Linked DNA regions of Mus musculus: region 1 is linked to region 2. Evidence: chromatin loops called from intact Hi-C (ENCODE). Cell type or tissue: left cerebral cortex. All regions are shown on one strand. Each heading gives the region's core, and the rest is flanking DNA. Links, peaks and the distances in the headings are about the cores only. Region 1 overlaps Cobl (cordon-bleu WH2 repeat). Region 2 overlaps Grb10 (growth factor receptor bound protein 10).

Evidence for each region. Hi-C counts contacts between places; a loop is a spot of excess contacts. Peaks named below come from ENCODE experiments on the same cell type or tissue, not always from the same donor. Only the 100,000 strongest peaks of a DNase experiment are listed, where the experiment ranks them.
Region 1: it touches region 2 in a loop (4-fold over the local background); 2 of 42 quality-filtered maps call a loop at or near these places.

The regions. Positions count from the first base shown.
Region 1 is chr11:12,334,072-12,350,007 of GRCm38, forward strand. Cobl (cordon-bleu WH2 repeat) reads right to left here. Exons shown (of 15, transcript NM_172496.3): 7 at 9,673-9,846. Gm12002 (a long non-coding RNA gene) reads left to right here. Exons shown (of 6, transcript XR_872246.3): 5 at 11,985-12,110. Among named protein-coding and RNA genes, the nearest start is that of Gm12002, 28 kb to the left of the region's middle. In left cerebral cortex, for the core only: no CTCF peak of the experiment used is centred there; DNase peaks (open chromatin) are centred at 4,334, 6,815, 9,870 and 10,477.
Region 2 is chr11:11,982,944-11,998,879 of GRCm38, forward strand. It overlaps Grb10 (growth factor receptor bound protein 10), which reads right to left. Exons shown (of 17, transcript NM_010345.4): 2 at 4,653-4,731. Among named protein-coding and RNA genes, the nearest start is that of Grb10, 47 kb to the right of the region's middle. In left cerebral cortex, for the core only: no CTCF peak of the experiment used is centred there; DNase peaks (open chromatin) are centred at 7,142, 10,518 and 10,761.

The DNA.
Region 1 (15,936 bases), core at 3,159-11,158, 350 kb after region 2:
TGGGCATCTTCTATAAATGATATAACATAGTATCTGTCTCTTAGTTACTGGCTATTTAAATTAGCATAATGTCCTCAATGTTCATCCATGTCCAGTCAGGTATCAGAATTATTCCCATTATAAACTAAAAAAATCCACAATACAGGTACAGTGTCTTTGCTCATTCATCTACCAATGGGTCACTGAATCTGTTGTCTACAGTGAGTATAGTGAGTATGGAAATATTTTCTTGGATCCTTGCTTTGTACTTTTCTTGGTTAAATACTAGAAAGATAATTTTAAGACACAGTTTTTGATGTTTTGAGTAATTGACACACTTCACCACAGAACAGTGGTTCTCAACCTTCCTAATTCTGCTGCCCTTTCAGTTATGTGACCTCAGCCATAAAATTAGGTTTTTTTGCTACTTCACAGCTGTAATTTTGCTACTGTCATGAATTGTAAATATCTGATATGCATGATACCTAATATATGACTCCTGTGAAAAGGTTGTCACTTCCCACAGGTTGAGAAGCACTGCCAAAGTCACTAGGGTATTTCACATTTTCACTAAATGCACACAAGAGTTCCAATTTATCTACATGTTTGGCATTTTGTTCTCTCCTTTCTGTTTTTTTATCATTGTCCTCCCAGTAAGTGTGAGTTCATGCTGAGGCTTTACTGATTCTCCTGTTCCTAATGTTAGTGCTACAGAACAGCTGTCCATGAACTTGCTGTTCCTCTGTATATTTTCTTTGAAACAAGTCTATCAGTTCCATTGCAATTGTTTTATTGTTACTCTGTTGTTGCTGAATTGTAAATTATCTAAATATTCTAAATGCTAATTCCTTGTCAGGTATATTCTTCTCAAATATCTTTTTGAGTTTTCTAGGCTCCCTCTTCAGTTTGTTAGGTATAAAAAGGAAACATGCCACAGACATTAAAATTACATGAGCTTGGTTGGTGCATAAATCAAAAGTCTGAAAACATGAAGGTCATTTAACTACTTCAAACCCTGAGCAGAGACTACTGAGTTCAGAACAGAAGATTTTATTTTCACAGCCTCCTCCTTTATAAATAAAGATATTAGCTTTTTCACCATTAACTGAATTTACACATGCAAATATTTTATAAAGGCTTCATTAAAATCAAAATATGGATTGTCAGCATGCATGTGAATTTTGTGAATAGACCTATATTTAAACTACAATTCACTATATATACTGCATATAGTTGATGAGTATGTTTTATTTTATTTTTTACATTTCAAATGTTATCCCCTTTCCCGGTTCCTCTCAGCAAACCCCCTATCCCATCGCCCTTTAGCCTGCTTCTGTGAGGGTGCGCCCCCACCCATCTACTCACTCTTGCCTCACTGCCCTAGCATTATTCCTCTACACCGGGGCATCAAGCCTTCAGAGGACCAAGGGCCTCCCCTCCAGAACGTAAGTTTAAGATTAAAAAGTAAAAACCGGGTAACTCAGTGCTTAGGATCAGCTTCTGAAACAGATCATGCCTCCAAGAAAGGAAGTAGGGTGTTTCATACTGCAAGTTTTAAATCCAGATTTGTGTTCTTACACTCACTTTTCCTAATAATGATTATCAAGATAGCTGAAAAAAATCAGGATAATATGTAGATGTAAAGAAGCAAGGGAAATGGAGAGATGCTCAGTGATTACAAACAAGTCTAATTCTTGCAGAGGACTGGAGTTCAATTCCAAAAGCCCATGGAGCATCTACCTGTACTTCCAGTTTCAGGGGACCTGATGGCATCTTTTGGACCCTATAGGAATCTGAACTCATATATACAACCTCATCCTCCACACATGTACACATAATTTAAAAAAAAAAAAAGAAGAATCACTAAAGAGGCAAGATGTGAAGGTAAGAGTAATAACGAAGCGCCAATTTCACATATTTCTTTGTTGGAGTGCTGGATGAGCAAAACCAACGACAAAGTGAGAAAGAATGAGGTGAACAGGAACCCTGGAACAGTGTGCCGGAACACGAAGCACCGCTTCCCTTTTCCGCTGACCATGAAGCTGTTTCCCGCTGGGAAATGGACATTGCACATTTTGCTTTGATTTAGCTGAGAGCCTCGCTAAAATGCCATGCTTTAAGAATGGCTAAAAATAGGTAAGAATCTAATCTCTTTCAAAGCCACATTTGTTTCTTTAACAGCACGTGTCAGAGAGGAAAGGGTCCATAAACAAAAGGTAGATGTCCAGTAGCTAAAATAAGCTGCCGTTTCCTTCCACCGCGCACCCTCAGTATGGCCGCTCTGCTGTTTCCACCAAGGAACTTCCTCTGTGGCCTGTTTTCCCAGGCTCTGCAGTGGAAGGGAGCCGCCCAGGTTCTTAGGGATGTTTGTGTTGGAAAAGCGCCCGTCTTCCACCATGCAGCTGAACACAATGCTGTCTGCCCGCACTTTCTCCATCGCCAGAGAACATCGATGGGAGCCTCCCAAACACTAGAGACATCTCTGCACTTCCACTGACCCAACACTTTTTACAAAGCTGTTCCAGGTTGCCATAAATGTTGTGTTATATTTTCATATTATAGATGTAAATGGAGCCATCACAAGGCTGTCTGTACAAAAATCTGTCACAAGTCTAGATAATTACTTTTGTGCTAGTTTGGCTCATTTACTAAAAGTCAGGCACACTTAATATGTGGAACATTTACAACTTAGTGACACTTCTTTGTAGAATATGAACTCAGTGATAGTATGGCTAGGCCCAAAGAATTACTTATTTTTATTCTCCATTCCTGTCAAGGTTTGTGACGTTTCATAGCATTCTGTATGAGTACATAAACAGAGTTGGAAACTGTGTGGAGTCAATAAGTAAATAAAATCAGCAGCTCAGAACCACAGAACTTTTAAGCTACATTGTTAGATATATTTCTCATGTTTTTGGCTATACATACAGTAATAGGTTTAGAATGTTATGCTTCTAAATATGCTTCGAAAGGTGTTTTTGTACACATCCAAACACTTAGTTTCATTTCTTTAATGCCTTTGATCTTTTGTTAGTTTTCATTATATGTATACATTTAAATATTCCAATAAAAATAATTTTAAAAATAATATGAGTTTAATATGAGCTTCAGAATTCTTAAGCTTATATATCTTTGAAACTAGTAAGCCAAAGATAGTTGCAATAATTTATTTAACATAACTCTCTCAAAAGTCCAGCATCATGCCCATTGATGTTAGGTTTTTGACAAAGGATGCATATGGAGGTAAAATGATTTTTATCCTATTTCTGCCAAGTGTTGGGGTAGTAATTGTATCTCTCAGACACACAGAGTGAGCTGCTGAGGAAGCTGATTGCACTGACAGCAGGAAGAAGCTGTTTCTTAAGGGCTCATGAGTGATGTGAAATGTGGAGAGCGATCTCCCTTCAGCACTTATGAACTTCCTCATCTCTTGAGTTTGACCCTCACATAGCAAACAGGCCTTCCTTGTCAGTGGTGAGTAAGCTCCATTTCAAACATCCCTGAACCCTCTGCATCTCCTGCCAGCCAAGGTCATGTGAAGTCTATTTATCGCATCAGTACAATGTACATTGTCCTTCCCCCTTAGCAATGTAAGAACTGGCAAAGGGTGCAGATAGATCAGAAGCACTCCAGCATGTTTTCCACTCAAAGGACAGTTACACATCTCTGTGACCCAACTAGCGTTACCTCCAATGGCTATATGTAAGAAAGACACCAGATAGTCTACAAGGTATCACTGACTGGCATGCCAACTACCCTATGACCTCATTTGTTCTTTCTAAGCATATTGCCCTCATTGGTAAAATGAAGACAATAACTGTACATTGTTTACAGATAGAACAACCACTAGGCTACATAGGATAGTGGCCATAAGGGTCTTTGGAACACCACAAAAGCTTGTTATTAAATCACTATTAATATGTTTGTGAGACCTGGGGCCAGTTGAATGAAGGGAACTTTACTGCCCAACAGCCAGGAGAAAGTACTAAACATTCGTCTATCTCTGCTTTCTACAACAATCGACTTGGGATTTTGGGGTCTGTGTTTCTTCAAACTTCTTATGTGGTATGCTAAAAGCTATATACCGGAGATACTAGTGAAGAAGGATACAGACTTTGTTTTGTAAGACTACACGTTCAGGGCTAAAAGAAATCAAGGAAGGGAACAGAGGCTGGCAAGAGAAGGTGGTTACCTTGACTTCTGCTCCTGTTGCTGTGACAAGACACCTGAGAGCAGCAGCACAGGAGAAAGGTTGTTCTGCGCAAGGGTAGACATAATGCATTTCAGAAATGCCAAGGCAGTGGGAGCTTCACACAGCTGTTCACATCCCACAATCAGGAGCAGAGAGGGATTGTCTTAGTCAGGGTTTCTATTCCTGCACAAACATCATGACCAAGAAGAAAGCTGGGGAGGAAAGGGTTTATTCAGCTTACTCTTGCACACTGCTGTTCATCACCAAAGGAAGTCAGGACTGGAACTTAAGCAGGTCAGGAAGCAGGAGTTGATGCAGAGGCCATGGAGGGATGTTCCTTACTGGCTTGCTTCCCCCGGCTTGCTCAGTCTGCTCTCTTATAGAACCAAGACTACCAGCCCAGAGATGGTCCCACCCACAAGGGGCCTGAAACCCTTGATCATTGAGAAAATGCCTTACAGTTGGATCTCATGGAGGCATTTCCTCAACTGAAGCCCCTTTCTCTGTGATAACTCCAGCTGTGTCAAGTTGACACAAAACTAGCCAGTACAGGGATGAACACAGTGTCTGTTGCCCTAGCCTCCATTATATAGACAGGATGGCAGCTAGGAAATGGTGTCCACTGGAGTGGAAGGGTCTTCACACTTCAATTAATTCAATTTAGATATGCCTCCACAGGTGGAACCAAAGTTCACCTCTCTGGTTATTCTAGATTCAACGAAGTAGTCAGCAATAACCACCTCACAGTACCTGTGGTACTCTTGCATTGTTGGCCAAATTTACAGGGCCTCCACAGTACCATGACTTGCAGAGCCCATCTCAGCCCAGGTGACCTTTCTGTAGGGCAGTGTCAATGACAGAGAAAGCAGTATGCCATGCTATCAGAAGTAGCCATGGTGGTGGTAGTTAACTTTTCTGTTAACTCTGCCCACTTTTCTGAGTTCTAACTCAAAAAGGCTAATGATTCTATCCTCCTTTTATTCTTTCTTTGAATATTAGAAGGAATACATTATTATAGTACAACTCTCCCTTAAATAGTCATCTACGTATAGTAAAATTCTGCTTCCTTAAAAAAAAAAAGCAGTAGTCTTTAAAGGGCTGAGGATATAGAATTCTTGCTTAGTATGCATAAAGCCCTGGAGCTGAGTGTGGTGGGAGATATGCCAGCAATCAGAACTCAGGAGGTAGAGACAGCAGGATCAAGAGTTCAAGGCTATCCGTGACTGGCCAAACATATTGAGTGAGCTGGAGGCCAACCTAGGCTATGAGACCCTGTCTCAAACAAGGAAACAAACAACAAAAAGGATCACCCTTGAAGTCTAATGGTAAATTAGGCATTTCAAGTTTCAATAAAGTATTGCTTTGGAAGTACCCTCAGCAGTTTTAGGATTTTCAGGAATATTCTAACCACTAAATCAAAGAAGCAGTGGTGTTTTCAGTTAAGGTTCTAACATCTATGATCATTCTGTCTGTTCATATGCTACGAGATTTTATGTATCCATGTGCATACTTAACCAAAGCATGAGAAAAATGAATGGCATTTCTGCTATTGAGGAGAGTGTTCTACCAGTATTTTTGACCAAATAAGGAACACATTCACAGAAAACCCTACTTTGGATGATGCTAATACCTGATCGTAACAAGTCTTTACCATTTTGTTTTCATAGTCAACATTGCTAATTATTTTGAAACCCTAAGGCAAAAAGCCCAAGATACTGTTAAGAATCCTTGTCAGTTGGAAGTCTGTGGTGCCGACCATTAGAATGAAACATTTCAAATAATTCAGAATACATTTAAAACATTTTCTTTATACCATGAACAAAATGACATATAGTTTGGTAGGCATAAAAGGTGGCTAGATCATAGAGCCCTACCGTGACACCCTTCCATTCTCTGCCCACCTCTACCTGAAAGTTCACCATAATAGCCTAAGGTCAAGATGCATGGCCAGAGCAATGGACTCTGAAGAAAGGCACTATCCTCTGCCTAAAGAGACCATACCCTTCTGCCCAGTAATCCCCCTAAATGCTCTGCAGAGAGATTTTTATAAAAGTGGCATTGCTTATTTCCCAGTTCCAACATTTCTAGGAAATCTTCTTAAAAATTACCTTTAAAAATAAATACTGATGATCAAATCATGAGTATTTAATTAGGTAAAATATATACCTAATATACATTTTTACATTTCACATAAATGGAACATGGGAAAATTATTCTATCTTTAAGGCACTGACAGTTAATTTTGAATTTTGCCACCTAGTTGATAAGAAAAAGGATCATGTAAACATGAAAACCTAAGTATTCTCATAAACTAACCATGTCCCGAAACTAAACATTTTCTTCTTACTCGGGATTTTGGTTTTAGTAGCAGCTACATATAAATTAGGTTTTCAAACAAACAACTTATCTTTAGATGGAAGGAAATTCATAAAAAGGAACTGATGTCCTTCCCAACAACCAGGACAACACATTTTTTGGGGTTCCTTTCCCAGAAATTGGTAAATAACAAAATATATTTCATTTTAGAAAGAAGGATGTTCATAGGCAAGGCTTAAATGCAATCTGTACTTTACTCACATACTTTAAAAGGGACATGGTTTCCAGCAACCAATTTCTCAACTCATTCTGTGCCAAATAAAACAGATTTCAGTGGAAGCTTTTATAGCTGCAGAGGGGCTCTGCTCATTCTGCAGGGGAGAATGTACTGTTTATTTTCCATTTAGAGTTCCCAATTCTCCAGTTACTATATGTTTTTCTGCTCCAGCAGACTATCCAGTATGAGTAACTAAATTAAATTCAGAAAAACAAAGCATAACATCTTGGTATAGAAGACAATTTTGAAATGCTGATGTACCATCTATGCTCCACCACATTAAGATTTCTTATTGAAGAAAAGCTTTTACATAACCCTGCTGCCAGAACACATATTTTTCATCACTAAAAAATATCTATCCCAACCAAAAGGAAAGAGGCATCTTGGGGGTGGCTGGAAATGGCTAATGTTATCAATACATCTGGGTGTTATGAAAAAGTACACAATGTAAACTGATTAAAGAGATGAACTGTGGCCACAGGAAACAGCTTCACATAGCGTCTCCATTGTTCTACCAAGCGTGGGACAAACTGATGTGCCTCTGGGACTAAATTTCTCTTTATCAGAATATTGCTGTATTATCACAGAAATCTCAAAAGAAATGAGTGTCTGAGCCAAAAAAAAAAAAAAAAAAAAAACAAAAAAACAAAAAACCAGAACATCTTCTAAAATGTGTTGTATTATAGGATTTTGATATAAATTTCTACTGACATGAATAAAGAGCCTATGGGGGTTAGATATGGTTTCTGATATACAAGGTTAAGAAGTCCTCTGGAAAAATAAAGACATCTACAGGACAGGTAGACAGACTGGTAGGCTGCCAGAGAGACAGGCAGGCAGGCAGGCAGACAGACAGACAGACAGATAAGTAAAGATATTGCGATGGTTAATTTGCATGGCAAATTTGACCTGCTTTAGAAAGACCCTAGTAACGCACTTCTGCTTATGTCTACGATGTTGTTTCTAGCAAGGTTTAACTGAGAGAAGACATGTGCTAAGTGTGGATGGTACCATTCATGAACTGAGGTATGAATAAAAGGTAAAAGGAGAACTGAGCAGTGGCTTCCCGCTCCCTGTTCTCTGGATGACATGTGACAGATGTTCCTGCCCCTGATGCTATGGTTTCCCTGCCATATTGGACTGTATCCTCAAAGTGTAACCAAAATAATCCCTTGCAAATAGATTGACATTTGCAAGTATTTTGTGACAGCAGTGAAAAAATGACTAAATCAGATGTCAAGGAAGACATTAGGACCCACTCACAGTAACCTGCAGCTGTAACAAAGACCCATGGCAAAGCCTCAAAGTTTGGTGGAATGGACATAGTTTCTAGTATATTTAACAATGTTGCCAGGAAAAGCCATCTTTTGACTAATGGAAAAATGATTCACACCTAAAGAGTGTCCATGTTCGTTCTTCAGAGTTATGACACACAGACAGAGCCAGAGTTGCCAAGGCACCAGGCAAGAAAGAGAATGTGAAATCCATCAAAGAATAAAAGGATACTCAGCATGCTTCATGTGATGCCAGTGTTCAGGGTATGCCTTCTGCCCTGGAATCTGGGATGCAGGGTCAGATAAAGCAAAGAAGAGAAAGGCAGCCCTCACTCTCAAGCATATGGGTGATGATGCAGAGCTTGGAACAGTCAAAAGCATGAGCCCCCAGAGGTACTCTCAACACGTCATCCAGTTGAGGATGTGCTTAGAAAAATAAAACTTCATGATTTCATCTCAGTATTTTGTTCAGAGCTTGGAAAAGAGAGGTGATTAGACAGATAGCTACCATCTCTACAAACACATTTTTTAGGTGCTCAAATCCCCCTGCCCCCCTCTCTCCGATACTCTGTGTTTCCATAGACATCTATACTTTCAATAACATTTCACCTTTCCACTTAATGAAAGGTTCTCTTTGGCAAATTATCAACTGCTTGAGTGACTATTTTTAGCTTTTAGGCTACAATTAAGACAAATAAGTGATCACAGTACTACAACATCATGAGAACCAGTCATAATTCAGACAGTCACTTATCAACCACTAAACAGATAGTAATACAAGATAGATATACTCGGCAAAGGGATGGCTCATGTTCTAGAAGGACAGAGTATGACTATGGATTTCATCATGCTATTTAGAGGAGTGTGGAGATTAAATGTATATTTTTTTTTCCTGGAACTTTCTGTTTAATATTTTCGGAGTGCAGTTAGCTATACCAGAAATGTCAGGATACGAAAAGTTTATAGTGTCATATGGTTCCCTAGTCCTGAGAAGAGAGGACTAGACATTTCAAGTTAATGCTTCTGGGTGTCAGCAGGTAGCTGAAGGAAAGAGGAGAGGTAGAAACCATAGGTTAGGTGGCTCACTGCTCAGGATGTGATCTATGGGGCCATGTCTAGTGATATAATGCCTTAGAAGGCTTTGTACTGCTCCAAAGACAAAAGGAAAGCTTCTTAAATACAGGTCCTATGACATGAACCCCATATCATATTTAAAACAACTTAATATGCACACGTGTCCATTTTCTGTGAATCTGAGTAGTGTGCAGCATTTAGATGAGATACTTTGCTTCCTTCACAAGCCTTAGCTTCCTCCAAGTACCTTTGTTTATGTAATTTCTCATAAGTGATCTCTCTGACACCCCCAAAATTTCAGTGCTAAAATAAAACAAATGTTAATCTACAAGCATTGAGTCCTTAAGAACCAAAGACCCCAAAATAGTTTCCTAGCTTAGTAACTGGAGCAGAGTGGTGTCTCACTTTTACTTCTAAATAAAGCTCAGATGTTCACTCTGAACACATTGTGTTAAATTCTTTACTCAAGAGTAAAGAATTCAGCATTTCCAAGGACCCGCAGTAGAGTTAACTGGGTCAGTGTAAAGACGATTTGGTTGTGAGAAGTGTGAAAGCCCTACCTTTTCTGATACCTTGTCTTGACCCAGCAGCTTGGGACTTGGAGGAGGAGGGGCTCTGCGCTTCTTCATGTCTGACTTCATAGACACTCCAGAGATGTTGCCCAGGGAGAGGGAGGGACCCAGTGTTAGGGACCGAGAATGCAAGGATGGTGAGTTGGGTGTTGTTACGCAGCCCTGTAAAGGAAGAGACAGATAACAACTCATCAGTAAGATCTTTCTTCTTGAAACCACCCACTCAGTCTTCTAGTGGCATATGTTTCTACTGGCAGAGATAAAGTACTGGAGCAAGATTCTTATTACTATTCCCCTAGGAAACATTTTATGCTTTTTTTTTTTTTTGAGAAATTCAAGTGTGAGGACTGTATTTACATCATTTGTGCTGTGTCTTTCCTCCCTGTAATTCCTTCTGTGTTTCCCTACTCTTCTCAAGTTCATGACCTCTTTTACTTTAATTATTATTGTTACACACACACACACACACACACACACACACACACACACATGCACAGGCACACACACACACACACACATGCACAGGCACACACACACACACACATGCACTCACACGCACACACACGTATAAATACAACTTCTTGAGTTCATTTACTGTTGCTCAGATGTATATGCTTAGAGCTGCTTGAGACTGGACCACTATCAGAAGCTCATAAGTGATCTCTGTGATACGTCAGGAGCGGATCTAGTCTCTTTTTCTCTGAAGTCAATAATCCCCTATACCTTCTCAGTAGGGGTGGGGCCTTGTGAGAGTTCCTCCAGTCACATTGGTGCTGTCGTTCTGTTGGTACTGGCATTTTCAGGTCTTGTTTAGGCAACCATACTGTTATAATTTCATGGGTGAAGCTCAATCATGAAACAATCTAAACCTTTAAGAACACTTAGTGACTAGAATCATTTGGTATTTCTACCTAAACTATAGATGTAAATCTGCTACCTTAAAACTTTAACATGTCACATCAGCCATCTTAAAGTTTCAACGTGCCTTGGGATTAAGTTCTTAGAGATTGCAAAGACAGGCTCTTGACATTGCAGTGTACTGCAATGGCCAAGAAGAGGATTCGTTTACCACTGAGTGTTTCTCCTATTGCCAGGTTCTCCCTTTTTTCTTTTCCATAATTTTTATTGATTCTCTGTGAGTTTCACATCAGAGACCACAATTCTATTCATTTCCCAGTCCTTCCTTATCGACCCTTTTTCACCTGTAATCTCCCTCTGTAAATAATAATAATAATAAATAAAAAATAAAACATCTCCCTGTAGAAATTGTGATGTGTTATGGTGTGTTGTTACACAGAATACCCTTCTGCCCAAACAGCTTCTTCTAACCTTCGGAAATCATACAAAAATGTAATGGTATACAGAAAGCTTTGAAGGATCTCAGGCCAACAGTGTAGGACTTGACAACAGTTCCTTGTGAACAAATATATACCTGCCACCAAACACATGAAATTGTTGGTTTCTAGAAACAATTCCCATTCTTAAGAAATCACCTTAATGACACCCCCATTTTCTTTTAATCATCTGTTGCCCATGTCTTTCATTTTTTAAAAATATTTTTATTAGGTATTTTCCTCATTTACATTTCCAATGCTATCCCAAAAGTCCCCCATACCCTCCCCCACACTCCCCTACCCACCCACTCCCACTTTTTGGCCCTGGCGTTCCCCTGTACTGGGGCATATAAAGTTTGTAAGTCCAATGGGCCTCTCTTTCCAGTGATGGCCGACTAGGCCATCTTTTGATACATATGCAGCTAGAGTCAAGAGCTCCGGGGTACTAGTTAGTTCATAATGTTGTTCCACCAATAGGGTTGCAGACCCCTTTAGCTCCTTGGGTACTTTCTCTAGCTCCCCCATTGGGGGCCCTGTGATCCATCCAATAGCTGACTGTGAGCATCCACTTCTGTGTTTGCTAGGCCCCGGCATAGTCTCACAAGAGACAGCTATATCTGGGTCCTTTCAGCAAAATCTTGCTAGTGTATGCAATGGTGTCAGTGTTTGGAAGCTGATTATGGGATGGATCCCCGTATATGACAGTCTCTAGATGGTCCATCCTTTTGTCACAGCTCCAAACATTGTCTCTGTAGCTCCTTCCATGGGTGTTTTGTTCCCAATTCTAAGAAGGGGCAAAGTGTCCACACTTTGGTCTTCGTTCTTCTTGAGTTTCATGCGTTTAGCAAATTGTATCTTATATCTTGGGTATCCTAAGTTTCTGGGCTAATATCCACTTATCATTGAGTACATAATGTGTGAGTTCCTTTGTGACTGGGTTACCTCACTCAGGATGATGTCCTCCAGGTCCATCCATTTGCCTACAACCACTCTGGAAATCATTCTGGCGGTTCCTCAGAAAATTGGACATAGTACTACCGGAGGATCCAGCAATACCTCTCCTGGGCATATATCCAGAAGATGTTCCAACAGGTAAGAAGGGCACATGCTCTACTATGTTCATAGCAGCCTTATTTATAATAGCCAGAAGCTGGAAAGAACCCAGATGCCCCTCAACAGAGTAATGGATACATGTCTTTCTTAATAGAAAAAGAAGTAAAGAAATTTATATGCAGAAAAGACACTTAGAGAACTAGAACTCTAATTTTGGATTAGAAACAAAAGCACTCATGCCTCAAGCTGTACCATCACTCACATTGATCTTTATCTATAGCTCAAGTCATCCTGGATATGCTCCACATAAAATCAATGCAGAGAAAGACAAAGCCTCAAACTAGGGAGATACTGTCTGAGTTTTGATTTCTAGCTTTGCCACCACCAGCCACATAACCATGGGCAAGTTTTAATTTGTCTCTGTAACAGTTTCTCTCTTTCAAAACTGAAATGAATAGCTCCTACATAACAGAACTATCCTTGTGAACGACATGAGTTACTACATGTAATCAAGCAGGAAAGAGTTCTTGGCACATAGGGAGCATTCAAAGTGCTTAAGTGATTATGATTATGTAATGACTTGTCTATCTTTCTCTCCCCATTTATGTGTGGGCTCTGTGAAGACAGTGACTGCCTCTTGATTTAATCACTGCCTTGTCCTCAGGACTCATAGTTCCTACAGCCTGAAAGGCTCACGAGCTTACATCTCTTGGAATGAAGAGATGGTGCTTGAGCCTCTGGTAAACTCTGCTTTCATATTTAACCTTGTGGCTAAGGTTTCCACTCATTCTCCATGTGTAAAATAACTATGTGGCTGGATATGGGGGCACACACCTATAACTCCAAATGCTGAGGATTGTGAGCTTGAGACTAGCCTGAGATATATAGCAAGATGTTACAAAATAACTGCTTTAATTAAAGAAAAGAAACATATAAAAAAAACTTATAGGAGAAAGCAACTACCAGGTTACCTTGGTCAATCATAAATTTTACTATTCAATTTCCTGAGAAAGAAATTTAGACTTTGGTATCATTGACCTTAATTACAAAAACTTTGGTGGTTTGAAAATGTTCCCCATATATTTGAATACTTGGTTCCTAGGTGTTGGAACTGTTTGAGAAGGCTTAGGAGGGTTGGAGCAGGCATAGCCTTGGAGGAAGTTGTATCATTAGGTGGGCTTTGAGGTTTCAAAAACCCATACCATTTCAGTTAGTGGTTTCTCTGTCTGTGGTTATTGTCCTAACATGTAAGATCTCAGCTACTCCCCACCACCTTGTGTACTTGCCTGCTGCCATGATAGTCATTAAATAACCATGTGAAACTATAAGCAACCCCTAACAACTCTTTCCTCTACAAGTTGTCTCCATCTTGTCCTTGGAAAACCTCAAGAACACAGGACCTAAGAGTTCTGGTAAATGAAGTATAAGAAGCAAACTAGAGAAAGAACTTTGCTCACTCAATAACTAGAGTTATGGAGATGTTTTACTGGTACCAACTTGACTCAACTATCTCCAAATTTAAGAGGAGCACCAACTTCAATTTTCCTTGCCAGTAGCATGTAGCCAGAATCATCCAAGCTGCTTAATTTACTTATATATAAAGTCAGCTGATTACACATGCACACACAGACATACACTCTCTCTCTCTCTCACACACACACAACTTTGTACATATTTAACACACAGTATAGGCACAAGCTCGCATGCTCTCTCTCATTAGGAAGGTTGGCTTCACTCAATGGAGAGCTCCTGTACTGCTTGGCATCCCAGTATCACTAATACCATTCTCAGAACAATGCATTTCACAATTCTGCATCCAAAATTGCTTCTCTTCCATTTATCCTATCTAATCATGTGCCTTCACTCCCTCTGTCCTTAGTGTTCACCACTAACTATGCTTGCCTGTCTAATCACAAAACAAGCCTGTGAAATTACCTTGGTCTTTTAAATGCCTTGTATGAGGTTCTATGTAGCCATTTCATTTAAAACATTTTATAAAACACATATCAATTGCAAATTGCATCTTGGTTAGAGGTGGGGCTTTGTACCCACTTCCTCTTCTCAGTTCTGGCATTCTCTCTGGTTTGATCATGTATAAATGTGTACCATATGTGTGTGTGTGATGGCCAAGGAGGTCAGAAGAGGACACTAGATTCCCTGAAACTGAACTTTCAGAGAGTTATGAGCTGTCATATACGAGCTAGGAAACCATTCCAAGCCCTCTGTGAGAGCAGCAAGTGCTCTTAACCTCTGAGCCATCTCTTCAGGCCCAAAGCACTGAATATTTCACTTGGATTTAAATTTTAATGTTCTTTGTTATTATATGATTATTGGACACCTTTTTTATAATTTTCAATAAAATAAGTATTTTATATCTTTTTAAGCCTTCCTTTATGTTATTTTCCTCATGTAGTAATTTTTTGGAGGGTCTTTTTAAAGGTGTTTTGTGTTGTAACTTTTTTTATTGCATGAATCTCATTTATTTTGCTGAATAAAAATTTTTAATTAAAGCCGGGCATGGTGGCGCACGCCTTTAATCCCAGCACTCGGGAGGCAGAGGCAGGTGGATTTCTGAGTTTGAGACCAGCCTGGTCTACAAAGTTAGTTCTAGGACAGCCAGAGCTATACAGAGAAACCCTGTCTTGAAAAAAATAAAAAATAAATTAAAAAAACTAATTTAAAAATAATATCTTTGAAGATTTTATAAGTTAATTTTTAAAACTTGAATTGTGTTAACATGGCAGGTAGGTTCAGTATAGCTCCTGGAACCAGATCCTACCCAGATTCTGACTCAATTCCAGGTGTCAGGTAGACAGTTGTCTGTCTCTTGTTCTCATCCCAGACTAGGATACCTAGCATTTAGTATTCTAGTAAGACCTCCAACAGACAGCATTGTCAGAGGTTACCACAATCACCCTTAGGTATCTTGACTGTCCTCAACATCGTATCAACTCCCTAGGGGAGTCCTCAGCATGTTCACAACTCCCTGCTGGAGTGTGTAAAGATAAGCAATTCTCCAGGAGGAAGCAGAATTGGACTGGAGGTGGGAACAAGGGACCAAACCCTAAGTGTCATTTCACAAAGAGTCTAGTCAGTTCTTTATGAAGACGAAAACCAACAACGGCTAATCAAAGTCAAGGCGTGACACTGAGCTCTAGAACTCAAAGAGTTACTGGCTTTGGAAGAAGTGTGCTCTCTTTCTTCCCACACAAAATATTGGGTCTTAGAGATGGGATGTCACCTTTTCAGACATGAACTTAGGTGAAAACTTTTAGATACTGAATTTTGAAGTGATAGAGAGCCCTTGATTAGAGATGAGAGTCACCAGCCTCTCATCCCAAATAGCGTTAGCTATTCTCCCCTTACTGACATGACCAATAAATATCCTCAGAGCAAAATAGAATAAGAATCTCTGAGCTAACTAAAATTCTCAGGTCATTTAGGCACAAACTACCATGAGATCTGGACTCCCCTCGTTTTCTGAACTTACCCAAAACTTTCTAACCTTAATTTCACTGATTTATGCCAATTTTCCATGAAATCACAGAAAACCAAGGTCTATATAAATTTTGTCTGTTAGCTCCAGTCTCTAACACACTGTACACTAAGTGACTGAGCCTGAGATACATGTGGACATCCGCTTCCAGTCACTGCAGAAAGATAAAATAAGTTTCACCTACCACACCTAGTCTGCCTTTTTAAGAGTTTTCACAGGACAATAACCTAGCTAGGGAAGCAGAGAAACTGGCAAACATATTCTGAGGTTTAAGAAAGAGATTTAATGCCCTGATCTTCTGCCTTGTGAGTCTTCCTGCCTCCTCTTTCACAATGTTCCCTAAGTCTTAGGTGTAGGACCTGTTTTGTA
Region 2 (15,936 bases), core at 2,895-10,894:
AGAGGTTTTTCTTAAAAATTGTTAAGTAGTTTTAAGTATTAGAAAATGAGCCAATTTTGAAGTAAAATGTAGCCCTTTCTGTTGGTGCAGCTAAGAAATACATGGAGTGTTTTTAGCAACTGCCACATAAAAATAAGCAGCTTATGTTAGGAATGAGATAACCAAACAGGAACGACAAATCCTCTTTGCCAGAGAGAAGTAAGAGGTCAAGGAAAGGCACAGCTAATCTTTTATTCTATACATTAGGTCCCTTGTAAGGAACTGGCAACTCTGGGTCCCACATATTTTTAATCCTAAAGTCAATATCAGAAATTAAGGAAGCAAGAAGGAATAACATAGTGTCCTAGTCCTAGTCAGCCAAATAGCCCGAGAACCTTATACACTGAATTTGGTTCTGGCTATGGGGACAAGAGGATGGTGGTTTGGGGAAAGCCCTAGGAAGGCACCCCGAAGGCTACTGTGGGGCTTCGTGATTGCCTGGAGACAAACAGATCCACTTTCTCCCAGGAAGGGAACGGCCTCTGTACTGCACGGCCAGAGAGCTGTACATCCCAGGACTGCTCACCACACTCTCAAGTGCTGTGTGTGTGCCAAGAGGGAAGATGAACATTGCACTTGGACACACTTGAAAGAGGGACTGTGCCCTTGTATTCCCTGAAACCTCCCTCAGAGCATCGGCTTCCTTGATTTCCACTCAGTTGGTTTCCTTAGTTTTAGTGTGAGATGAGTGTTCAGAATCCGAAAGGAAGACAGCATGCTTGATGCTTCTGCAGATCGCCTGTCCAGGCTCTTTGCTACCTTTTCTACGTGACAATGTCTTTTCTATTTACAAGAGCTAAAGTTTGTTTGTTTTTTAACAGAAGAGAATAATAGCATGCATGCTACATGCACTGTTCGCTCTCATCATGAGGGAGGAATTTGATCAACTAGTGAGTTATTTAGATTTTAAAAAGTGTTAAAATATGAAACAGGCCTATAATTTTGACTTCTAGTACTATTTCACACATACTTATCAATACGCTTCCAGTAGGAGTGTTTTTGTGCCTATCTCTCTCTGAAACAGTCTGCATAGACAGGTCATATGTGTTCCTTCAAAATTTTGTAATAGTCATCTGCAAACTCTGTACGTGTTATTGAAGGAAGGAGTCTTGATCACCGATTCCCGTTCCTCCAGAGCTATTTAAGATGTTTTGTTTCTGGCGTTAGGTTTCAGCTCACTGGTAGAGCACTTGCTAGTATGCCTGGGGCCCTAGGGGTTCAATACTCAGCATCACATATACACAAAGATTTGTCTATTTCGAGAGCAGCTATGCTTTTAGACTGTTGCAATCATTTATCTGTACTTTCACATTCACTGCTCAAGATTTTCCTCTTTCTAAAACCCCAGCCTCTACTGATATGGTTTGCTTCCATACAGGCCTGCGTACCGTGATATAACTGTTTATTTATTAACACAAAAGACTAGCTTTGCTTCCATTGTTGTCTACTGATCTATTTTTGTTTCAATGAGTTCCTATTTTAACTTTTGTAATTGCTTTCTTTGGAACTTCTCAGACTTATTATTATATACGTTCTTCTAGTTTCAGTAATCCTCCTTTGTGGAACACGGAGGTTAGGTTGTACACAGCCTTGAGCAGCGTGCAGACACACTTTCTCGCTGCCATGCACTCGTGCCCATTCCATTCTAAACGACTAGCATTTCCAGCATGATTTCCTGTGTAGGCCATGAGTGAAATAAGAGTTTGTTTTAAAGTTTCTACAAACATGTTACGTGTTTTGTTTTGACATTTGATTTAATCACACTAGGTCAAAGAACGAGGCTTGCGTGAAATGGATTGCTTAAAATTTACTGCAACTTTCCATATATGGTCAACTTTTCCGAAAAGCTACACAGGTTTAGAGAAGATTCTAGAGTGTCTGCTGGGTGTAAGGGTTGAGATGAATCTTGAACGTGAGTCTGTGAATACGGTTATGGGTATGCTTGGGACTATCCTACTATCTTGTATGTTCTATAGGACTTCATTTTTTTCTTTCCTGTCTTATTTTTTTCTTATTTTTCTATATGGCATTATTTGATTTTTTAAAGAAAAAATATTCTCAATTTTTTTCTGCTCAGTAACTATATATATATATATATATATATATATATATATATGTTCTTTTAGTAAGTATAGTCAACTTTTAGCTGCATTTAATATTTTCAAATGCATAATCAAATTTACCTTTTCACAAATTGTTCGACATTTTACTTTTCTTAACAAGATTCTCTTTAGGTTTGACTCATACTCCCTGAAGACTTCCAAAATCTGTGTACATGGTATTCACTTTGTCCCTGTTTCAACTATTTGCATGGTACTGCACTAACAATATCACACTAGTTTCTCTCCACTACACTGTTTCCTGCTTGCCATGTTTCCCTGAATGCTCCTATTCCCCTTTCCTGAAGTAACATTTTTGACAGCCTTTTTCAATATGAGAAATAAAACCCTGGGCATATGCCTGATAAGCAAGAGCTCTACTACTCATTTATGTTTGCCCAGCCCTGAATCCTTCTTTCAACAAAGCTTGCCAGTAACTTGTTTTCTGAAGAATTGCTTGAAAAAGTTTCATTGTGTCCTACTAGAAAGGATACATTGGTATAAAATTCTAGATAGTTACCTTTCCCTCAGTGCTTTGAAAGTAAGTCAGATTATTTGACATCTGTTGTGTTATGCCCAAGTAGGTTATCATCAGTCTCATGGTGTGTTAGAGGACATCTATTTCTTCCCTTTAGACCTTCTTTGGCTTCATTACTTTGGACTAATCTCTATTTGTTCTTGTTGGTTCTGTGGCTACACTACCAGGCCTTTCTTTGGCTCTCTGGCTTTACATGCTATATGAAGAGGAGGACCAAGGGAAGCCAATGTCACAGGTGTGCTTAAAGGTTAAAACTCTGAATAGGCATTTCATATGAAAACACGATCCTTTTCCCTTTAAGTCTTATTTCTGGTTCTGTGACACATCAACATTCTAGCTTCCACTGGATGCTACATACCTCATAAGAGAAGCAAAATGAACTCACAGGAAGCCAACTCTACAGACTGTCTATGAGTAGTTGAGAGTAGAATGTAAAGACAAAGGAAAAGAGATAAGTTCTTGAGAATTCCAGATAAGACCTGGATGGAATATCTCAACTTCAATGAGATCATTTGTTAGTGGTCAGCTATACTGAGTTAAAATTCAAATCTGTCCTAACAAACATGTACTCTTATACTTACATCTTATATCTATCTTATATAAAATATATTATACTTATTATTTGAAAATGTTCTGAAGTGTGAACCTGTGTTTGTCTGCGACAGACTATGTCTCTTTTATGAGCTGCCTAATGCTTGAGAAAACACTTAGTTAATTACAAGGTACACCTCAGCATTTATTTGTTAAATGTCATCTTCTTTTTCAAGAAACAATTAAAAAATATGATTACTTTAGCTCCTATCTGCTCCAAACCATATGACTTTTTGGACTTAAACTCACCAGCAGCCCAACAAAGGGCCATGTGCATTCCCCCAGTTTCATGTCAGGATCAGATTCTTCATTCTTGATGAAAGTTTCCATTTATCAGATCTAATTTACCAAATTACTTTTGTATTCATATAGAGACATTTCCTTCTTTCCCAGAGTGATGCTTTCAGAAATCCAACAGTATATAGAAGGAATGAGAAAAGGGAAGAGAGAATATATCTCTCTTCCATCCTAGAGTATATACATGCAAAACTAGTATAGCTGAAAAACACGAAAAGGCCCAAATGCACAGGATTTTGCTGTGGAGTTATCCAACAGACAACTCAGCAGTTCTCAGGGTGAAAGGACCCCAAAGTTAAAAGAGAGGATTCCCTGGAGAGGGACCTCAATAGGCAATGGCGAGTTGCCTTTCTGCAGAATCCAGTGAGAGGTGAATCCCAGATAACTCCCACAAAACAGAATTTAACCTTTGACTCACTGAAGTTTGCTCATCCAAAGAAAATATATAGGGCTGGAGAGATGCCTCAGCAGTTAAGAGCAGTGGCTTCTCTTCTAGAGGTCCTGAGTTGAATTCTCAGCAACCACAGAGTGGCTCACAACCATAATAATGGGATTTGATGCTCTCTTCTGTTATACAGGCATACAAATAGAACACTCATATATATATAAATAAAAAATAAGTCTTAAAAAAGAAAATATATAATTTTATGTATTTTAAATCTTTTGACCTTAAGAGAAAAGGAAGATGCTAGAGTTTTATTCTATTAATGTCAGGAACATTTTAGAAAATACAATTGGATTTCTGTATCCCTAGGATTTACAATTATAGGTTCAACCAAGCACAAATCAAAAATACTTGGAAAAATTCTAATCGTATTAAACACACAGATTTTTTTTCTGTGCCATTGCCTCCCTAAACAAGAGTGTGACAGGTGTTCCAACAGTGTCACACCGTATCAGGGATGACAAGCATTGTAGCAGATGTCCTGTGCATGGGAGGATGAGCACAGGCTTTGAGTTTTAGTACACTGTGTAATAAACACTCAGTCACCTTCACATTTTCCCATCTACAGGGAATCCTGGAACCTCATGGATACCAAAGACAACTATGAAATTCTTGAGCACTTGTAAGGTTAGGCTGTTCTTACCTGGTTGGCTTCTTTGTTGTGGCGAAAACCCAGACTTAGCTAGGTTTTCGGGTTTGGACGTTGACTGCCCCACTTTGTCCTAAAAAAAAAAAAAGAGAGACAACAGAGTGAAGGGAGGTGTCGCACCCGCCTGGCTCCTTGTGTTCAGCTACTTCTTCCCTTCCAATTTATAATTAAAAAATTTTTTTTAAATATATACTTTTAAGAGAGTTGAAAAAGCGCCGTGGAAGGCAAGCAATGGTGGCAAATGGTAATCGGTTGTCAAGGGAGTTAGAGGCTGGATTTTTATCTCTGTTGTAGAATTCTCTGAAGAGTAATTAAAAAGGACAGCTGTCGAATGCTCAGTACGGGCAATGAATGTCAACAATGAACACTCTGTGGAGCACACACACTTTCTAGAGCTGCTAAGTATCCAACACTGGCGTTCCTGGGCCAGAAACATCCAGAGAGGAATCATAAAGAGCTCCTTGCAAAGGACAGGGAACTCAGTGGCATGCCGAATGAGGACGAAGTCTTAGGCAAACATTAAAACAGCACATATATAATTTGAGAAAAGTATCTTCATAGAAATACCTCAAGATGGTGAAAGAAACGTTAAAATATGGGCAGAAATATGCTACTTATATCCATATGCTTACAAAAAAAGAGCAGTGATTAATTCTTGGTAGTCAGATGTCAACAATCTCTTATAAATCTTTAAAATCTGTGAACATTTTGAAAACACATGTACTACTTCTGTAGTTAGAAAGGTTTTGAATTGTGCCAAAAGCACATAATGTTCGTTTAAGTCTACTTAATATATAGTTACAAGCAGGGCACAGATTCCACTTTGACTGCAGTGGGCTCATATCCCAGTAGATTCAACCTACATGAAAAATGTCTGAGGTGATACGTGCACTGAACATATCCAACCAACTTCACGTTGCACCTGAGACATGGATCACTACAGAGGACTTCTTGTTTCTCTTGACCCAGAGACTCAGCAGGAACTGTGGCTCATATCCACTACCCAGCATAGCAAGACAGCACCATACAACACAGCATTAGTCTAAGAAATGATCCAAGTTTAAAATTCAAAGTGTCTGTTGAATGCATATTGCCTTTACACAACGATAACGTCAAAAACCTATTAAGCAGAACAATCATAGACTGAGGGAAGATCATCTACAACTGATTAATAGCAACCTTGTACCTATCCATTGTTCCCAGCATGCCAAACTGCTACAGCATGAGATTCTTACTCTGTTAGTGTCAAGAATATTTCAGAATATACAGTTGGCTGTCAATGCATTTGGTCATGCCCCCCACAGATTCAAACAACTAAACTAAAATGGTTAGGCAGCAGAAACACCTCAGTCTGTGAGCCTATGGACTATGAACAAACACAAAATCCATCATGGTTTATCCACTTGGCAGTGTCTCATTACTCACAACAGGAAATGGAGCACTGCAAGGGTTGCTGAGTTTCTTGGGACTTGACCATAGGTATCAAGTTGCCTAAGAACTAGGACTGTAGCAACTCCAACAATACGAATAGGAAAGGGGGTAAAAAACAGAGAAGTCATACTGGCCTCATTTTCCTAAATTTCTGTAAGTTTCTCTTTGATCTTTGCTTACACATAATTCTTCATTCAACTAGAGCTGAACTCATGTTTTCAATATGAAGTTTGCTACTCTATTAAACCCACTGAGCAAATCTCAGAAGTGTATCTCAAAGTAAGCATGGTATGCCTGAGTTCTTGCTCTAGTTGGGGTGCGATTTCACAGACTGGCCATTTACTTTCATCTTGAGAATTGTCTTTCTTTAAATCTACTTCAACTTTACTTTAATTTTCTTTCTGACTTGATGAACTACTCTTTTATATATCTGACATTTATTTTGGTGATCAGTAGGTAGAGAGATTTCACAGATATTACATAAACCAAATTGTATTTGCTAGTTTTCTGTTACTATATCAAACACCCAAGATAACACTTATTATGAGAAAAGATTTAATTTGACTCCAGTTCACAACTGGTTGGCTCCATGGCTTCTGAACATCTAGAGATGACAGGTGGCAACCGCAGGGAGTCCATGGTGACCCGCTCACCTCCCAGCCAAGACTTTCAGGAAAGTGGAAAAAGAGAGCCAAAGACAAAGAAGGGGCTCCCCTCAAGGGCAGGTCCCCATCATCTCCCCCTAGGCTTGACCTCCAGAAGGTTCCACTAACTCCCAATGGTGCCACCTAGAAGAGAAAACCCTTAACAAGAGCCTTCGGGCAACAAATCACTTGCAAACTACAGCACTATTTGTCACCCAATCCTTCCTTTTGCTCTAGGTTGCTGGGTACACATTAATTACTGCTCACACTTGCACACCCTCTCGCGAGAGCACCCACCCACCCACACCCGTCCTTCTCAGCTCCCTACTCATCAGTTCAACACATCTGTCTGCTTTTGGGTTGACACCCTGCATTTTCCACTCACACAGCCTGCCAACAGGTTTTTATCATCAGCAGAGTATTTCCTTTCTCACTTCTTTTACATGAACATCTTAGTCATTTTCTTCCAAGCAAATTTCTGAGCCAGGAAAGATTTAACACAGATTTTAAAGTCATAGAGCACATAGCTTCATTCATACAGTGTCTTACAGTGGCTATACCATACAACCCAAGTATGCAGGGACCTCAAGCAGTTAGCGTTGTATAACTATATTCTATGATGTTTGTACAATGATAAAATTGCCAAAGAATATATTTCTCAAAATATATCCATGGCATGGCTTTAATTTTAAGGTTTATTTGAAATGTTAAAGTGTCTCATCTAAAATATGTCCTTGAATGAGTAGTACCACCAATGGAAATACCACTATCGGACCACTAGCTTGGAAGTAGTTCACAAGAGCACTGGGAAGCATAGACCAAGGTATACAAAGCCATCATTTCCAGGAGACTGGTTCAGATCTCATACAGTTGTGCTTAAATATATCCCCTCACCACAGACGTGGCTCCACCTGACAGCACCTGGCTGTGTCCTATAAACACTCAGGTCTGAGACCCTCTCATGCATTCAGCACAGCATTTCCTCTGAGAAACCTCAGGCATCACAAGCGCACTGGGCTACATGGACGCACCTACTTCAAAGACAAGCAGCTTGCAAACAGAACGAAGGCAATAGTATAAAGTAGACTTAGAAATACAGCATGCCCAGTTAAATCTGTGATCCAGAGAGAAAATTATTTGGTATAAGTATACAACCAAATATTACATAGTGCTTACTGTAAACATTATCTGTAGCTTATCTACAGCTTCCCAGGATATTTTCTACTTCATCTGGCAACACTCATGTTGTCGCAAGCAACTGTTTAAATGTGATGTAATCATGAAATCTCACTGAGAACTGCATGTGTTTGTAAAATCCCAGATTGAAAAAAAAAAAAAAGACACCCTTTAAAATTAAGAATTCTGTCTCTATAAGCTAAGAAGACCTAACTCAAGGTGAGTGAGCCTTAGTTGAAATGCCGGAGACTAGTTTTTCATGTTCAAAAAACAATATTTTGGAGTATGTGTGCCCAGATAGATAGATCTTAGGGATACAATTCAGGACAAAACACGAATTTAGTTATGTGTCACACACACCTTTTTCTTACAGTAAACATATGCCATACTTTTATTAATTGTATACAAGGGCAGGGGCAGATTTTCTGATTGCACGCTCTCTCTCTCTCTTACAGTGAAGTTTTTAATTTTAGAGCAGTTCATATTTCAGGTTTTTCAATTAGAAACAATAAGCTTGTGTATTAAAAATTATGGCATTTTAAAAATGAAACCAAACCCCCAAAGACAGAGGAGTAAAGTTACCTACTGGCTGTGGCATCAACACCCACAAGCTCAAGAGCAAATGTCTGCCCACCATTCCGAGGCAAACAATGTCACACTGCCAGGAGTGAGGGAACGAGCAGCATGGCTAGACGAAAGGTTTCCTCTTCAGGGTAGTTTCTGTTTATCTGTATGTCTGCTTCCTAACCTCCTGGCCTCCACCAAGATAGAACTGGGCAGGGGAGAGAGAGGGTGGCCTGTGGCAGGCACAGTCTGCCTAGATGGGAGGCCCTGGCGGGGGCTTGAGAGGGAAGCTGGGGTTCTTGTTTGAAGGATAGGCTAACAGTAAATACTTTTTAGACTATGCTTCTTAATTACTATGCTGTCTATCTCCAGAAAAAGATGGGAAGATTGGGAGTGTGTTTCAGAAGTTCTTGACCTGAAGCCCTATAGGGCACTTTCTTAGTTACTGCTGGACCTTCTCAGATTCATGTGGTTTTGGAAGTACTTACTAAAGTAAAATCTGGCCTGCCAAGCACATCCAAGTAGTGAAGCAAAAGAAACAAGTCTTTGTGAAAAGGGTACAGGAAAAGCCCACCTTCTCTTGGGTGGCTCAATCTGGGACACTACACTAAATGGTGGAGTGGGACTCATGTAAAAGCCTGGAATAGGACAGTGAAGATGGTCAGCTCCATTCTGTCTCAGTGGTAAGACAGCAAGACTACCTGGGCTGTACCATCAGATCCCTGGACCTTTAGCTTCATGAAATGGTGGCCAATGGAGCAAGGTAAGCCAAGGATGGACAAAAGCTGGGAAGTGGCTTGGTTTTATAAGCCAGATTAGTGTGCTGTGTGAAGACCCCTTTGGAATTCTTGCTGGCCAAAGTCTGGAGCTCACCTGCTGGTCTCCTGACTGTTCTCAGTTATTCCCAGCAACTCTCTTCCTTCTGTCCCTATCACAGTGCCAAGACCCTAGCCTAATGAATAGTTTCTTCTACTCTACTAGTCTACTATTCTTCCATTCTAATATTTCTTCTAGTCTACTGATCAAGAACCCAGTGTTTCAAAGCTTGGGAAAGTGACTCGGGAAAAAAGGACAAGTAGCAGAAGTTGGTGTGGGGCCCAACTCAAAGGAAAGGTCAGTACCTACACACTAGCTGTTATCCTTCCATAATGTCTTGGTTTATAACCAATGTTTGAGCCTCTATGCACTTTGGGACATCAGTTAGGATGACTGGTACACCATGCTTGAGTCCCCACCAGGTTATTCTGAAGATGGCATATGAACTCCAACAGTGCTGGGTTTTTACCGTGTTCCTTCAAATGCAGTTAAAGTTGTAGGAAGATTCAAACTGAAAATCTAATATATAAGGCCCCCAGTGACAACTATGTAAAGCTCATCTGCTGCTCTGTAATCTGCTCTCTCAAAGGTAGAAAGTCATCCTCACTTCTCTTAATCTCCCTTCAAGTGCCAGACAGCCATGTATACCTTCTATATGTAGCCTATTACAGGACCTACAAAAACATCCTGACTTATTTTTGTTTAAAAGAATTAATGTAAAAACCACGGAGCCCCTTTACATTTTCATGTCCACTGCTGTTATATAGTTCACATTAATTCTCATCTAAGCATTTTCTGGAAAACATATTGTTTGGTGGCCTACCAGAACAAAGGTGGTGGTGAGGAACAAAGGGATTTTGTCCAGGTGTCCAGTCCATAATTCACAGGTGTAAGTCCATCTACTCTTAACAATAGAAGATGTCACTGTTTCTACTTTCCCTACAATAACAGACAATTTGGTGAAAGCTGTAATTGTGGTGCTCTAAATCCTCTTCTGGTAAGATGTACAAAATCAGCTGCCTCAATGGCTATAACGCTCACCACAAAAGATCTAGAGCCATGCTTTTGTCCCACATGGTCCTGCCTATTTAGATGACACACATAACTATGTAAAGGCAAAGGAAGGGAGAGCAAAGACTTATGGCAATCAGGCATGAAGCCCAGGCCAGAATAGTTTCCAAGAGCCAAACGGAGAGAAGAAAAGCTCAGCATGCCAGCTGTCTCTATCAAGGAGGGAGGGCAATAGTTTTTCATCTGTAACTGTGGGAATTACACTTTTTGCTCATAATTCTATTTATATAAGCTGCTGAGTCTAACATGAAAATGTTTGGGCCATTTCTGGCCAGATTTTAAAAAAATTGTCTCATATGTGCATATATGTGTATATATGAATAGATATGTGCTAAGACGTGTGGGTGTGTACATGCATGCATGCTCCGTTCTCACTTAGACCTGTCTACTAACCTAACTACTATAACCTCTTAAAGGCATAGAACAGCCCTAGTACTCAACATTTGGCATTTCTTCAACATAACTATCTCCAAAGGAGGCTATTTTTGACAGCATCAGCAAAAGCAATTTTCAATGGCTTAACTTTAGCACCCATTCTGCTACATTAGACATACAGATATCAGATTCAGTTTTTCATAGTAGAGTTTGATAACGTTTCATACTCCTACACTGAGATGTTACATAGCTTAGCTTCCTCTGTTGTACGTGTACAATCCAGTGTGTGCTGGTATCAAGACAGAGAGTACAACCCTCACCATGTTCTAATTTTAGAATATTTCCGTCACTCTCCAAAGAAACCTTGTGTCCAGAGCCTGTCAATCTTGACAAATGGTTTTCCCAAAATAAAATGTCTTTGCCAAGTCAGTTTCATTCCCGGTTTTAGATCCGGCATTCCCACATCAAGGAGGTGGCTTAGCCTTAAGGTGAAGGACACCAGCTCTAGAATTTCTGCAGATGAGCAGCTACATGACCTTGGGGAAAACTCTACAACCTTAAGAACTGCTATGGAGATTTAGTGTGATCATGCCCATAACAGCCCCTCAAAGCACATGTCAGCTGCTGCTTTCAATACAAGCATTGCTGTACCGCCACCTCTCCTAGAAAACCTCCACCACCAGTTCATTGCACATCTTCCTCCATCTTCTCTACCAGCACCACCTTGATCATCATCACTCCTCCATTACGCTTCCATTTACTCCTTGATCAATCAGTGTTTCCTCTTCCAGTGTCTCCTCTACTCTACCACCTCCGACACTCATCTATCTCCCTTCCTTCACCTCCACCTCCTCCCTCACTTTCAAAACTTCTACCAATGTTCATCTTCCTGCACCATTTCCATCTCTTACACTACTCCCTCTTCTTTTAGTGTTGCTTCTAGTTCCCACCATCTACTAGCATTGATACAGTCTAGGCTTCCATCGTAACTCCCAATGAACCCCACTGCCACCTTTCCTTTATGAGTTTGAACACCTTCAACTCACCATTGCTATAGCTTTTCATCTTTACCTAACACTATCTCCAGCATCCTCCACCTTTAATAAACCACTTCCCTTGTGAAAAGGCAACTGAAAAGGACACCAAAGCTTGCACCTTTAATTACCCAAGGCTACTTTGTTAGATCTGTCAGCAAGTAGCACCTTAACTTACTGTGAGCTCTATAGTAACTTCAGGCAGGAAACTGGAAGATGTACCCACAGAATCTCTACCTACATCCCATAAATATCTAAGCAGTAAGAATGACAACTAAAGCCCTTAAATTATATAAGACTACCAGTCAAGGCACAAATAAGGGCATGGATATAATTGGAAAACAATGGATTTTTAAACTGAATTAAAAAATATTTTGATTCTGACCTCAAGAAATGGTGGCCACCATGATTTAAAGTTTTGGAAAAGGGGGAAATGCCACTTTCTACTCTCTGAGTACTTCTCCCTATCTCTTTTCTCTCCCCTGTCACTGAAAATTACTACATATATTGAGTTCCAGGGATCCTTAAAGAACCAGGCTAAAAGGTCACAGCCCTTTGGAATGGAAGAATCACCTAGCTATATACATACTCATAGATATAAAATAAAAAGGAGCAAAGCACTAGTTAACAATTAGAACAATAAACTGGACAGAGCTGTCTTCAGAGTAGAGTACCCGGCACACAGCAGGCATTTCATATGCTTATACTCTGCCTCTAGTTTAGCATAAGGAAGACAAGCACCCCTTCCTTGAACTTGCTCAAAAATAATCTCAGAGCTTGGAAAGGGCTCTCACTGTCCTGGCTGACTGGGAAAAGGCCTCAGGGTTCAGTGTGATGTAATCCTTGGTAGTGGTTCTTCCTCATCTCTAAGTCCCTGTAGAGGGCAGAGGGCCAAGAGTAAATCTTAGCTCATGGCCAAGAACCCAGAGGTGGAATGAGGTTGGCCCAGAGCTTACCTGGACCAGGTGTATTGTTCTTCAGTGGGTAGGTATGTGTTGGAGCATGCTGAAGTTCAAGATGATCATGGTTCAAGGTGATACTTCCTTAAGATCTGCTGTAGTTTGAGTATGAACTATTCTATCCTATCCTTGGGCTCATATATTTAGATACTTGTTCCTTAGCTCATGGCTCTATCTGGGAAGGTTATAGAACCTTTAGGAGAATGGAGGCTTGATGGAGGAAGTATGTCCCTGGAGGCAGGACTTGAGGTTCAAAAGCTCATTCCACTTCCTACCTTTCCTCTCTCTGTTTCTTGTCTATGGATACAGTGTAGCCCCTATGTTTCCTGCCTGCCATGCTGGGCTCTGCCCCTTTGACCTGTAAACCAAATAACCCTTTCTCTCATAAACTGTTTTTGTCAGGGCATTTTATCAAGACAACAGAGAGGAACTGATATAAAATATATTTTGTCTTTGAATAAAGTATGGGCCTAATATAAAAATAACATAAAGGCCAAATCTCCAGGCTTTGCTCAGAGACTGTCTTTTCTCTGTAAGACAAGCCAGCTTGCTTCCATAGTAGGAAGGATGGTTCAGTTCCTCAGTGTGGGCCATAAGAAGTTCACCTCATCCTTCACACAGGAAAAAAAAATCTTATTATAGTATGAATCAAATGTTTGTAAGCGACAAGTGTGGCATACTAAATACTGTAAGCTAACACTTCAGTGCATGGGCTATTTCCTCACCTGGAAAACAGGACCAGTACACTCCCTTCCAGTTCTAAGACAGGACTTGCACATTTTACACAAATATTCCCAAGACTCTATTCTTAGAACCACGGTTAAAATAGTATTGTGAGCTGGGTACTCTACTGCATGCCTACAATTCCAATGCTGGAGAGGCTCAGGCAGGATCACAAGTTCAAAGTCTGCCAGGGATACATAGTGGGATCCTGTCTCAAAAAATTCCTAGGAAGGTATGAACAATGGCCTCAGCCCTGTCAGTCACCACTGCATCATTACCTGTAGAGATTTTTCAAGCTGTAATGGCCCATTAAAGGAAAGTGGTGGAGACTAGCCCTAAGCTTGAGTCCTAATGCTGCTTCCTGCCTGTCTGACATCTGGTATGATTGAAGGGAGCTGCCTTTATTTCCTTCATCAACACACTTTATAGTTGGTCCATCAAACTACACCAACCCAGGTTGAGCTAAAAGTTGACACCTTCACATCAACTTGTCCCGGCTCAGTACGTACGTCCTGAAAATCTAGAAACTTCAGTTTCATTTGCAGACAAATTTGGACAGTAACACTAATAAATATGCTTATTTCAGAGAGTTTGTTGGGAAGACATTGAGCTGAGGGATAAACAGTCCAGTTACAAAAAAACAAACCAAAACAAAAACAAAAACAGGGCAGCTTCTCTGGCCATCCTGGAGGAGATGGCCTCCTTTTCTGTCATAGCCTAATATGGGCTGGGGGAGAGGTGGTATTGGGCCAGGGGCCAAGAGAAAAATCATGGAGGCCTTCACTGTTCTTTTTAATAAGCCGTACATACTCTTCCATGGTTGAATAGGAGTTATAAATGGCAACAGCCTGGCTATTCATAGGGCCACTCCAGCTTCAACAGACAGCAAGGAGGAAGAGCCAGCTGGCCTCCATCACAGTGGCCCAGCTGCCAGGCTGTGTGCTTCTAATACTGTCAACAAATGGAATGACACTTGCAAAAGAAGATGGAGGACTGTTGGAGTGAGTGTATGAACTTATAGATGTGGTGTGTGTGTGTGTGTGTGTGTGTGTGTGTGTGTGTGTGTGTTGCACTTAAACTATTCACACACAGGTCATCTGTAGTTACCTTAAGCTCTTCCCTTTTCCACTATTAAAGTTGCATACCATTTCTCTTTCTAGAGACTTTCCCCCAAATTATAAATTGATTCTGCCGCAGGACACCAACGACAACACTGTTACTTACTTGCTTACCTGCTATCAGCTACACTTGAAATGTCTTCCTCCTCCACTTAAGGCTTCCTTTTCAAGAATGGGGTTGAAAGGTTAATGAGTCCCTAGCTCCATTTGTTGACCTTGTTCTAAGACCAGTATGTGAAAGGACCTTTGAAGAGTGATATTAAGGCCATGGGCAAGTTTTCAGCTGACAGTATCCCAAGCTACATGAGATGGAACAGTTGAGAACAAATGAGGCCACATCTTAACTCCATAGTACTCTGCTTCCCATGTCATTTTTGAGTCCACTGGAGGGGTGACAATGAGGGCTCTGTCTGCTCAAACATTTCCTGCACAAGAGACCAAGTGCTAGGATGCAAATTGTGGGGAGAATTTCCAAAGTGGAATCCAGTGGTTCACACAACTGATCCTCTAAGGATGTGATTTGACATATCTCTCTTAAAAAAAAACCTACTGAATCAAGTGATCCTCGATGCTATCAACGACCCTTCCAATGGTCACTAAGCTGGAAATCGTAATTGCCCTAGACCCTTTCTAACCAAGCACTTACCTTCCTTTCTAAATACTTTCAAGAATATTCTGTTTCTCCCTTGTTAATATAATACAAAGGACGAGGCGTGGTGTGGAGGGAAGGATGGAGGGAAAGCCCAGCCACCTTTTCAGGATCAGCACATGACTATTTAACATGTCTGGGGAAACTGTCAATGGGTGCATTGATAAACAGGGCTGTGAAGCCCAAGTGGAGCCTTTTGATAGAGTGCAAGAGCTGAAGCCACACTCCATGCCCCAAACATGAAACTCAGTAAGCACTACATGTTCAGGGAGAGAAAAAAAATACAATAAGCATGAAGGGATTCACACCTGCAGTTAAAAGGTCCCATGTGACCATGGTATAGAAACATACAAATGTAACTGAAACAGTACCTAAAAGGCCAAACACTTAAATAGGAAATTAAATAAACTCATGTTTAAATTATTCTCCTTTAATAAAGTAAGTAATTTAAGGTCCCTCTTAAAATGTATCATTTTTAAATGAACAATTGCAACTGCCTAATTTTTTGGTCTATTGATATATAATGATTGCCTATCTAAAACATACAATTTTTCTTTGTCTGGTTACCCGAAGCACTTAGAGTAAGTATCTAGGCATCCCCACCCCTTCTGCATCTAACTAAGGAAGGATGTTTTACAGCACCTGAACCCAAGCAAGTGAGATTGTCAAAATAAACCAAAGTAAACACATGCTTCATCCAGAGAAGGGATGCCCCAAT